Regions from separate parts of the Homo sapiens genome. Here all the other regions are linked to region 2. The links are chromatin contacts, found by Hi-C or POLR2A ChIA-PET in ENCODE. All regions are on one chromosome and are shown on one strand. The core of a region is the stretch at or near the end of the contact, and the rest is flanking DNA. Distances in the headings are between cores, read along the strand shown.

The links. A loop is a pair of places that touch in the nucleus more often than their neighbours do. ChIA-PET counts read pairs that join two places held with the same protein, here RNA polymerase II (POLR2A). Pooled maps may share reads with other maps.
Region 1: a pooled map shows a loop between it and region 2 (6-fold over the local background). The contact joins the promoter of SHOX2 here to the promoter of NMD3 in region 2. A Hi-C loop is called at or near these places in 1 of 168 maps with a recorded cell type or tissue (CD8-positive, alpha-beta T cell) and 9 of 50 pooled maps. POLR2A ChIA-PET finds 5 or more read pairs at or near these places in 1 of 52 experiments (AG04449).
Region 3: a pooled map shows a loop between it and region 2 (8-fold over the local background). The contact joins the enhancer-like site here to the promoter of NMD3 in region 2. A Hi-C loop is called at or near these places in 1 of 37 single-sample maps with no recorded cell type and 4 of 50 pooled maps. POLR2A ChIA-PET finds 5 or more read pairs at or near these places in 1 of 52 experiments (WTC11).

Annotation. Positions count from the first base shown.
Region 1 is chr3:158,104,823-158,107,952 of GRCh38, reverse strand. It overlaps SHOX2 (SHOX homeobox 2), which reads left to right and starts at 1,533. Exons shown (of 5, transcript NM_001163678.2): 1 at 1,533-2,274. The coding sequence starts at 1,929. RefSeq lists an enhancer at 842-1,345 and a silencer at 2,094-2,143.
Region 2 is chr3:161,219,420-161,222,892 of GRCh38, reverse strand. It overlaps NMD3 (NMD3 ribosome export adaptor), which reads right to left and starts at 1,582. Exons shown (of 16, transcript NM_015938.5): 1 at 1,484-1,582; 2 at 836-899. The coding sequence starts at 879. RefSeq lists a silencer at 1,220-1,419 and enhancers at 1,339-1,840, 1,900-2,009.
Region 3 is chr3:156,482,621-156,486,113 of GRCh38, reverse strand. The region is part of intron 8 of KCNAB1 (potassium voltage-gated channel subfamily A regulatory beta subunit 1); the gene reads right to left. Among named protein-coding and RNA genes, the nearest start is that of KCNAB1-AS1, 37 kb to the right of the region's middle. RefSeq lists enhancers at 2,240-2,329, 2,360-2,619, 1,853-3,052. Within about 2 kb of position 1,678, at least 16 of the 41 ENCODE cell types and tissues checked have a DNase peak (open chromatin) inside an H3K27ac peak, as active enhancers do.

The DNA.
Region 1 (3,130 bases), core at 284-2,783, 3.1 Mb after region 2:
TGCATTAATATTCAGAGTACTTGAAAATGTCCCCTAAGCCACACTTAGAGGTATATTTGTTTACACACTTAAATATAACATCATATGTAAATATTCTTTTGTGAGTATGTATTTGCATAGCCACACTTCTCACAGCAAGCCCTGTCCGGCACAATACAGACAAATGACTCAGGAATATAGATGTTCCTCTAACGTAACAAACCGTTCCGATGAAAATAGCCCAGAAATAGAATTTTAAATCGTAAGCGGGGTGGTGGGGGGGGTAGGCAGAGAGACCTTTACTCCTGGCGAGCGTCTCTTTTTTAGCTCTCCGTAATAAATGAAATTAGAGGGGGTACAAACTTAACGTCGATTTTTTTTTCAGACTCGAAGAGGGATAATCTCTTGTTTTTCAAATTAGTAAATAAACTCGGATGTTTCCCAAGATGCTAAAGAAGAAGTCCTGTAATTCACCATAGAGGGGTCCGAGTGCAGAGAGTAAGGGAGAAGGGTGGGAGTTCTGAGACCTCAGAGAGGAAACGAACGAAGTCGAGCTGTCCTTGACCGGGCGCTAAGGAAACACTTTAAAATGAGATCTGTCAGCTAACAGCTGCTGGGGAAACTTGTTAAATCGACTGGTCCCTTTTAGCGGGGTCTGTCCATAGAGGAGTCAGCTGGGCTCCAGGACACGAATAATAGAGCGAATAACACGGACCGAGGGGCGAGGAGCTTGGAGAAGACCCGGACTCAGCCTGCCTGCGAGCCGGGAAGCTCCTAAGAGAAGCTGCGCGGGTCGGAGAAGGTGCAGGCAACCCTGTCTCTGGGCAGGATGATGCTGGGCGGTGGAGCTACGGCCGGCAGGGGTGGGATTGTGAGGGAGAGGCGGGGATGCAGAATTGGGATGCGGGGTCAGGATGCGGGAATGGGATGCGGGGCCTGTAAACTGCTGGGCGGTTGATGCAGGGCAGGGACGAGGAAAAGCAATGCGAAGCTGAGCATTGCGAGGCACCCTGACTCGAAGCAAGGCTGTAGGGAAGGATGCAGTGTCGGGATACCTGACTGACTCTAAGAGCTGCGCACTTGTCAGTTTCCTCTTGGCCCCACCCCGCGGGGTCTATCCAGCTCCCCAGTGTTTAACTAAGTCGTGACACCAACGCAAAATCCACGCCTAATTAAATTAATTAGGGATTCTTGTCAATCCTGGATTAATGGCCAAGAGCACAGGCGGCAGGGGCTATCTGAAAACCTGAGCGGCCGGGGACCGGCCTTCTCTCCCCGCCCCCTCCGGTCCCCCTGTGCTGCCCTACCACTCCAGCCCCAGCCCGCCCGAACTCCAATCTCTCTCTCTCCTCTTCTCTCTCTCTCTCTCTCTCTCTCTCTCTCTCTCTCTCTCTCTCTCTCTGTTTCTCTCCTTTTCCCCTCCCCAACCCCCGGTAGAGGCGCGACTGCTACCCGGGAAGGGGGCTCACTCCGAGTTGCGAGGGGAGGTAATTTACTCAAAACAAGAGGCCGCCGTTAGGAAGTATAAATAGTGGGACTTCAAGCGCAGCGTCGCTATCAGATCTGAACTCTCCGCAGGAAGAATTGTCAAAGATCTTAACATTGAACAAGCGCGCTCCGGCAGGGAAGCATCAGTTCCCATTTCCCTCCGGCAGCCCCCGCCCCTTCTCTTCTCCTCCTCCTCCTCCCTCTCCTCTTCACCCTTCTCCCCCTCTTCCTCTTCTTCCTCCTCCTCCTCTTCTTACTTCTTTTTCTCCTTCTACTTCTCCTCCTCTTTCTTCTTTCTTCTCCTCTTTTTCTTCTTCTTTCTCCTCCTCCCTCTCCTCCCCCACCTCCTGTCCCATTGATGTGTTATTATTGGGGGGGCTGGAGCAGTAAAAAAAGAAGAAGGAAAAAAAGAGCGGGGCTCTGCTGGCAGAGGTTGAGCGCCGGGCTGACGTGCGGCGGCGATGGAAGAACTTACGGCGTTCGTCTCCAAGTCTTTTGACCAGAAAGTGAAGGAGAAGAAGGAGGCGATCACGTACCGGGAGGTGCTGGAGAGCGGGCCGCTGCGCGGGGCCAAGGAGCCGACCGGCTGCACCGAGGCGGGCCGCGACGACCGCAGCAGCCCGGCAGTCCGGGCGGCCGGCGGAGGCGGCGGCGGAGGAGGCGGAGGCGGCGGCGGAGGAGGCGGAGGAGGTGTAGGAGGAGGAGGAGCAGGCGGAGGAGCTGGAGGAGGGCGCTCTCCCGTCCGGGAGCTGGACATGGGCGCCGCCGAGAGAAGCAGGGAGCCGGGCAGCCCGCGACTGACGGAGGGTAACGACCTGACTGACCCCCGGCAGCGGTTCCCCTTCCCGCCTTCCGGACTCCTCTCGGGCGGGAGAGGACTCCGAGGCCCAGCGGGGAGGGGAGAGGGACACGGAGAGGGCCCTGGACCCCAGCTTTGTCAGCTAGAGTGATAGTGGAAGGGTGGGGGTCCGGTGGTATGCTCGGTCATGGGTGGGGTCCTAGTGTGTTGTGGGGGTGGCGTGGGGGGAAGCGTGTGGGGTTTGTGCGCGCCCTTCCCAGATGTTCCCATTCCACCGAAATGCATTTTTCACCAGCGGGAGGATGGGCCCGCAGCCCGGATGGCCCGCAGGCGGACGTGGAAGTTCGCGGGGCCGGGCTGCAGGAGGGGGTGCTGAACCAGACGGCGGGACTAAAGCTAGCCTCTAGCGCAGAGTTTGCCGGGAGGGAGAAGGGGCAGAGGTGGAAAGCTTAACCCTCCGGTCGCCTAGGTGTTTGGGGCCGCCAAGACCCCTCGAACTCCGCAGAGCCCCTGAATCTTTGGATCTTAGGGGCCAAAACTTCCCATTCTCTTTCAAGGTAGAAGGAAGCCAACGAAAGCTGAGGTCCAGGCTACGCTGCTTCTCCCGGGCGAGGCGTTTCGGTTTCTTGGTGTGTTGGGGGCGGGGGGGGGGGGCGGCGGGGGAGGTGGGGATCTATATTTACACAATTCCTTTAGTGTTTTCAATCACCCAGTACTCGGTTCTCTTAGAGCAAAAATCCTTTGGTGCTAGCTCAGTGTTAGGAAACGTCTTTATCTCAATGGCAGAGCGTTCTATACCAATTCAAAGGAGTTCAACAATAAAATTGATTTGGCACTTGGTGCCTGCAGTAACTGGTGTACTGC
Region 2 (3,473 bases), core at 333-2,832:
CACAGGGAAGGGGGCCAAATTTCCTGCTTTCACTAACCACTGAATTCCTATTTTTCCTTTGGTTTTTACTTTTGGCCACAAAGCTAGTTTCTCCATAGTTACTGTTTTCCTGTGAGATTAGGGTCATTCTAGACAGAAGGACTACAATGTTTACAGGGTAGTTGTGGTAAGAAGCCAATTTATTTTAGATTTAGCTAATTGGTCTGTGCTGAACGATTCCAGGATTATCGTTTAAAAGTCTCTGTAGTAATCTCTTTGAAGAGCACTGTATCATTAAACCTATTTAACAGCAAAAAAAAAAAAGTTAATTTGAACTTAAATGCAAGAAATTAAAAATTGATAACTAAGATTTAAGATGTTCAAAATTTAAAAATTACTACATTATAATCTCCAATAAAAATCAGGAAGTCATCCGAGCTACTCGGGAGGCTGAGGCAGGGAATTGCTTGAACCCGGGAGGTGGAGGTTGCAGTGAGCCGAGATCACACTACTGCACTCCAGCCTGGGCAACAGAGCGAGATTCCGTCTCAAAAAAAAAAAGTAAGTAAAAAGTAAATTTAAATAGCCACACGTAGCTAATGGCTACATATTGGACAGTGCCGATCTAAAAGGATGTATGGTAAATATTTTAACCCTCTTAGAGCTTATATTTACTAGAACAAGCTTTATAACCAGAAACTAATTCGATTTTCTACAGAAATAAGACTTCTATTTTTTCCCATTTATGACAATATACGCTCTTTCCCACCCACCCTCAAGCGTTCTCCATAGTGAGTTTCCCGGGCTCACTGAAGATTTTCACATTTAAGGGGGAAGGAAGAAGTGTCGCACTCACATGTGTCCAGGGCTGCGGTCGGTGGATTCTGCCATATACTCCATCGTTCTGTATGCCTTAAGTTCTTTTAAAAAAAAAAAAAAAAAAAAAAAAAAAAAAGAGAATGTTGGGATTTAAATCACTTTACCTAGTCTCCTCTTTTTACGTCTTCCTCCAGTCTCTCTGAATAATTAATATATTCACAGAACTTCGAAAAAGCAGGAAAGAAGGAAACCCAACTCCACTGGGTAAGTTCGTTAAAAAGAACTTTAAGATGAGGACCATGGGATTTCCTGAGCTTCCCAGCTGCAAGACCCTCGGGCCACCCAGCTCTGCCGCTGACCTCCATCTCACCTGGGCTCCAACCCTGGACGACCAAGGGCGAGGTCAGCTCGGGATTGTGGACGCCCGGGCCCTCCCGCTCTCCACCAGCCCAGGGACCGCACCGGACCACCGCGCCTCAGACCCACGCCACAGGAGTCTCCGGACGGCGTCCCGGCGCCCGAGGGCCACCCACGCCGACCCCCAACCCCGGGGCGCGACCGCACACGGGTTCCGGGCACGCGGCGCTCACGCAGACTGAGCACGGCCCCGAGGCCGGGGAGCCCGCCCCATCCGCTACTCAGGGGCCCGCGGCCGACAGCCCAGGTCTCGGACTCCGGAACCTACTTCGCGCCTCCAGACCAGCCCTGGATTTGCTGAAAACCCGCAACAAAATAGACCCCGGCTGTCCCGTCAGCTGCCAACCTGGCTGTCTCCGCCACAGAGAAGATCTCGCGAGCGAAATGCTCGAAATCCCGCGGCCCGAGTGACGTATTAAAAGGGACGGGGTGGGGACGAGGAAAGGGGCGGCACCGACGGGCGGAAGGGTGATGGGAGCGGCCTGGTGGCTGGGAAAGCTCGCGGAGAGAAGTCCCAGGGGCTCATTTGCCGTCAGTGACTGCTTTTCAGTTATCGTCTCGATTTTCCCAGGCCAGGGTTTACTCCAAACCAACCTCGCCCGTATATTAGTCTCTTTTCAGCTATCCCGACTGTGAGCTTGCTTCTTGATTAAATGATTATTTTATATAAAAGTTATCTGTAAACGGTACCTTATGCAAAGAAACTCCATCCAGGGCAGTGCCTTTTGTCTGTTTGGTTCACCGTCATATACAGGCCTGATGCCTGCCACATGCTAACTGCTCAAATGATTATTTGTTGAAAGAATGAAATGTAAAGCATAATTATCTGTGAAGAAGTCTATGCGATTTTTAGACAAATTATTAATTATGTGCTTCCGGATAGTGCATTTAATATCTTCTTATGACTGATTTATCCCTCAAACTTGGAGCAGCACAGACCGTGTCTAATCTGTCTCATGACAGCCTTTCAAATATTTGAAGAGTACAACCATTTTTTTTTCTAAATCCTCTCATCCCAAATTTCAAGGAATAAGCAAAGGCGTTTTGTAGAGGGTGATCAGAGACAGCCTCTCATCATTTCTTGCCCAGAATACTTAAGTAGCCTCTCGTCTGTTGTCTCTACTTGTAGACTTCAATTCATCCTTCTGAAATGCAGTTCTGATTTTGTCACACTCCCCTGCTTTTAATCCTTCAGTGGCCTCTGATTACCTTCAGCATTATTTCCAGTTTCTTTGTGTGGAAAGAAGACCTTTCAGGATCTGATCTCCACATATCCTGTCCTACTCCCAAGCACACGTACTCGCAAGCCATGAAGACCAACTGGCAGGTCCTCACAGAAAATAGTCTTCCTTTGCTTCTACCCGGGACTCGGCACTAAAGATTAAGCCTGAATTAGTTTCCTAGTGCTGCTCTAACAAATTATCACTGATTTAGTTGGCTTAGAAAACACAAATTTGTTCTCTTCCAGTTCTGGAAGCTACAGGTCTAAATAGATGGTGAGGGCTGACTCTGGAGGCTCCAGGAGAAAATCCATTCCCTGGCCCTTTCCAACTTCTACACGCTGCCCACATTCCTTGGCTTGTGGTCCCACATCATTTTGCAGTCAGAGTCTCCTTTTCTCACCCCCACCCCCCCGCACCCCTCTTACAAGGACACTTGTGATTTCACTGGGCCCAACCAAATAATCCAGAATAATCTCTCCATCTCAAGAAATTTAATCACATCTGTAAAGTTCGTTTGCCATGTTAGGTAATATATTCACAGATTTCAGGGAATAGGACATCTTTGCAGAGCCATTATCCTGTCCACCATACATCCTCTCTTTTCTGACTCCTTCGGTCCCTAAGGGCCAGAGGAGTTACATGCTCCTTCTGTATATATGGTTCTATGATAACACCTTTATACGAGGTATATGCCTCTATAATAGTGCTTTGAATTGGATCATAAATTTTCTACTCTGCATGCCCAGCAGTTTCAAAACCCTGGAGAGCAATTCGGGTCTTGTTCTTCTTGGTGCACCTAGCACAGCAGCTGACACAAAACAGACCCTCAATATATATTGGTAAATTAATTATCCATTTAATACCCACCACAACTCTGAAGAGACAGTGTTTTTCTCCCCGTTTTTTCTATTCACACTGCCTATGCCCTCAACCAAACACCACTAGGAACACAGCTGTAGTTAAGCAGCTTCTGTCTATTTATTACTCTTCGAAGTGAGCCCAGACACTCACCATGGATACCCTTTGGGTATCTCA
Region 3 (3,493 bases), core at 429-2,928, 4.7 Mb after region 2:
TAATCACATTCTAGGTTATTTATTAGTTATAAAGTTAAAGAGGTACTGTCACAGGGGAGAAACCTGGCAGACATCACTTGAATCGAGTGATCAACCTGAACAGGACCAGCAATGGGATGCAGCAACCCTCCTGGGCCCTCGGAAAACAGTGTGGAAAATACTATGGAATAGTATGCAGACAGAAAAAAGAATGAAATCATGTCCTTTGCAGCAACATGGGCGGAGCTGGAGGCTATTATTCTAAGTGAAATAGAATCAGAAAATCAAATACGTCATGTTCTCACTTGTAAGGGGGAACTAAACAAGGGCTACACAAGGACATGAAGATGGAAATACTAGACAATGGGGACTCCAAAAGAGGGGAGGGTGGCAGGGTGGTGAGTCTTAAGAAACTCCCTATTGGGTACAATGTTCACTATTTGGGTGATCAGTTCACTAGAAGCCCAAAGCTCAGCATTATGTAATATACCCATGTAACAAACCTGCACATGTACCCCCGAATCTAAAATAGAATAAAATAAAAAAATTTAACAGTCATGACAATTAAATGTACTGCAGGATTCATGCCCCCCCCAAAAAAGCAAAACAAATAAATCCTATAAAGGACATTTTAGAAAATTTGAATATGGCTTGAATATTCTTGAGTATGATGATTGTGTTATGGTCATATAGAAGAATGCCTTATTCTCAGGAGATACTGGAGAAAATATTTATGAATGAAATGTCACAATGGCAAAGAACAAGAGAGGGAAAAACAAAGGCAAAATGTGGCACAATTTGGTAAATGTAGGTGAAGAGTATTGGGTGTTTATTCTTTCACCATTTCTATAAGTTTTTAATTTCTCAAAATAAAAAGTTGGGGGAAGAAAGAGCTATGGAACAAGCTCTTGCACACTTCATTTGAAAGTACAAATGGAGAACTGGCATCTCACTCTAAAATGTCATTTCAATTGTTTCTTGGTGTCTGGCTGAAACTTTGATTATTACATCTTCCAAGGTTTATATATTCCTAAAAGTGTAAACATATGTAACAACAACAACCTCAAAATATTTGTGCAGGACAATTACAATTTATAACATGTTTCCACTTATCTCATTTTGTCTTCACAACAATCTTGGAAATAGCTAGAATATTTTTATTCTTCCCATTTTACAAATGAAAAACTGAGAAGCTGAAGGTCTGAGCAACTCAGCCAAGTTTATATACCTAAGACTAACGCCCTCACCTTCTGATTGCAGACCTCATATTTTTTTAGGACACATATTAAATATTCAGGAGGGGGGTTAACAAAACCACTTACTCTCATTATTAATACTTCCTTTTGTACAGAAAGTAAGAGAGAGACTCGAGGGTATTTGTTTATCCCCGGCTGTCTGAGAATTTTCGATTACCCTGACACAGGTGGCTCTGCTCACTGCATTCAATCAGCATGCCAGTAAACCCTCAGAGTGTGTTGCTGCTAAGTCATGTTAGTCTCCAAGTCCTCTGCATGTCACTGCAGATCTGCTGCAGCAGATCGAGGAACTTACAGAAATGAATTCTCCTGAGATCCAGTCAACATCCCCTCAGAATATGGAGTTAAATTTTGTCACAACTCCAAATATCTCTCAGAGAAATGACAACTCACAGAAGGAAGTGCACATGAGTCATAAACCCACAGCCCCAGAATACTAAGCAGCTCTGTTTTTCACCTGACAGCTGGGGTGAGCAGAAGCACTCTCTGTTCTCCCTCTCTCTCTCTCTTTTTTCTTAACTAAAAACAACTTAAGGGAAAAAGAAGAAGAAGAAAAAAGCATCCTTTTGGAGCTTGGTGAAGTCCACAGACTTGTTGTGAGAAGGTACAATAGTCTCCCAAACATTTGGCCCACCTTGTTTTTCCTTTTTTAACTTACTGAATGATACAGATTGAATCTCTTCTGCCTTCGCTGTTGAGTAAAGATGTCATGAAAGAAAAAAAAGGTGGGGGAGGGAGGAGAGAAAATAGAGGAAGTAAACTGCATAGCATATAAGCATATCCTTCTTTAGAATCTTCCCTTCAAACCAGGACTTTATGGAATAAGGTTGGGAATCACTGATTTCCAAAGAAAGCGGAAAATACAACACCAGATGAGTACAATTGTTTTTCTGGAGTATAGTTTTCTTTAAAGCCAGCTCTTCACATATTTTCTGCAGCCTTGGCAATTGTTAACTTCTCAGTAGTTCTAGTAAAGGTAATTTCTCTAAAGCTCTTGTTCTTTCTATGGAACCCAGTTGGAAAAGATCATTTGTTAACCAGGGGCTCTGTTCTTATAGATGCATATCAGAATGATCCACAGTCAGAACTTTGTGGGCCTCTTGTTAATGCTGGAAATTTTTCAACAGGCCTGGAAGATTTGCCGGACCTGAGGCAACATGTCAACAACTGAGAGTGGTGAACTCTGTAATGTGCCTTTGCTGTATGACTTAAGATTATTCAGTTCTGCTCAAGAAAGAAAGTGAAACAAAGAAAGAGGATAAATGAAACTGGGTGGAGATGCAAGTAGCTTGTGAGACATAGGCAGAATTTATATGATGAGCATGGTAAAACTAAGTGGATTAGTAACCCCTGAGTCATAGTGGCCATCAACAAAGTAGAGAATGTGCATGCTGAACACAGATAGGAGGGAGGAATGGAAAGAGGTGATATTGACAACATATCCATATGCATACGACATCAAACATTTGAAATATACTAAATATAAATACATAAAATATGAGAACTTAAGTCTTCAGTCAGCCACCCATTGGTGACCCCCATTCTAGCCACAGAAATCCTCTGTGCAAGGAATGCAAATAGTCCTTAGCTGTTCATCAGGCCAAATGATGAGCTACAGGTCATGGCCAGGTGGGCTTGTCCCTGTGTCTTTCCAAGTATACTACTGACCCGGGCATCTTTTCCTTGCTGAGCCCCTTGCTGAAACCTCAGATTTGACCTATATAATCACACCACGGAGAAGGTCAATGTGGTAGATAGAGAGAACAGGTCACATGAGCACTGTGTGTCCCAAGATTTAAGTAGCTGGGTTCTTTCTCCTGCGTGAATTCTAGTGTAATTATTTTAACTGTCCCTATCTCTTCCCCTCTTTCTTCTCATAATGTGTTTTAATTGATTTGATAAACCATGTGACTCATGCATCTTAATTTGTTGTGTTAGCCTTCTTCTTTGAGACCTCTAGGATAACCTGGTAGTAGACCTGGAGACTACAATTGCATCAAGGTAATTTCCTGCATAAAAAAATTACAGCAGTACTATACAAACAGTAATAATAACAAAAATGGTAGCTCTAAATTTCGAGTAGTTACTAGGCAACATCCTAAGCATTTTGTGTATATTATCTCAAATAATCCTCACAATAACCCTATAGAGCAGATATTATTACCTACGTTCTACAGATAAGAAAACCAGGGACAAGAGAAGTTCAATAACTTGCCTAAGATCAATTGGCTCGTAACAGAAAGAGGATTTGAATTGAG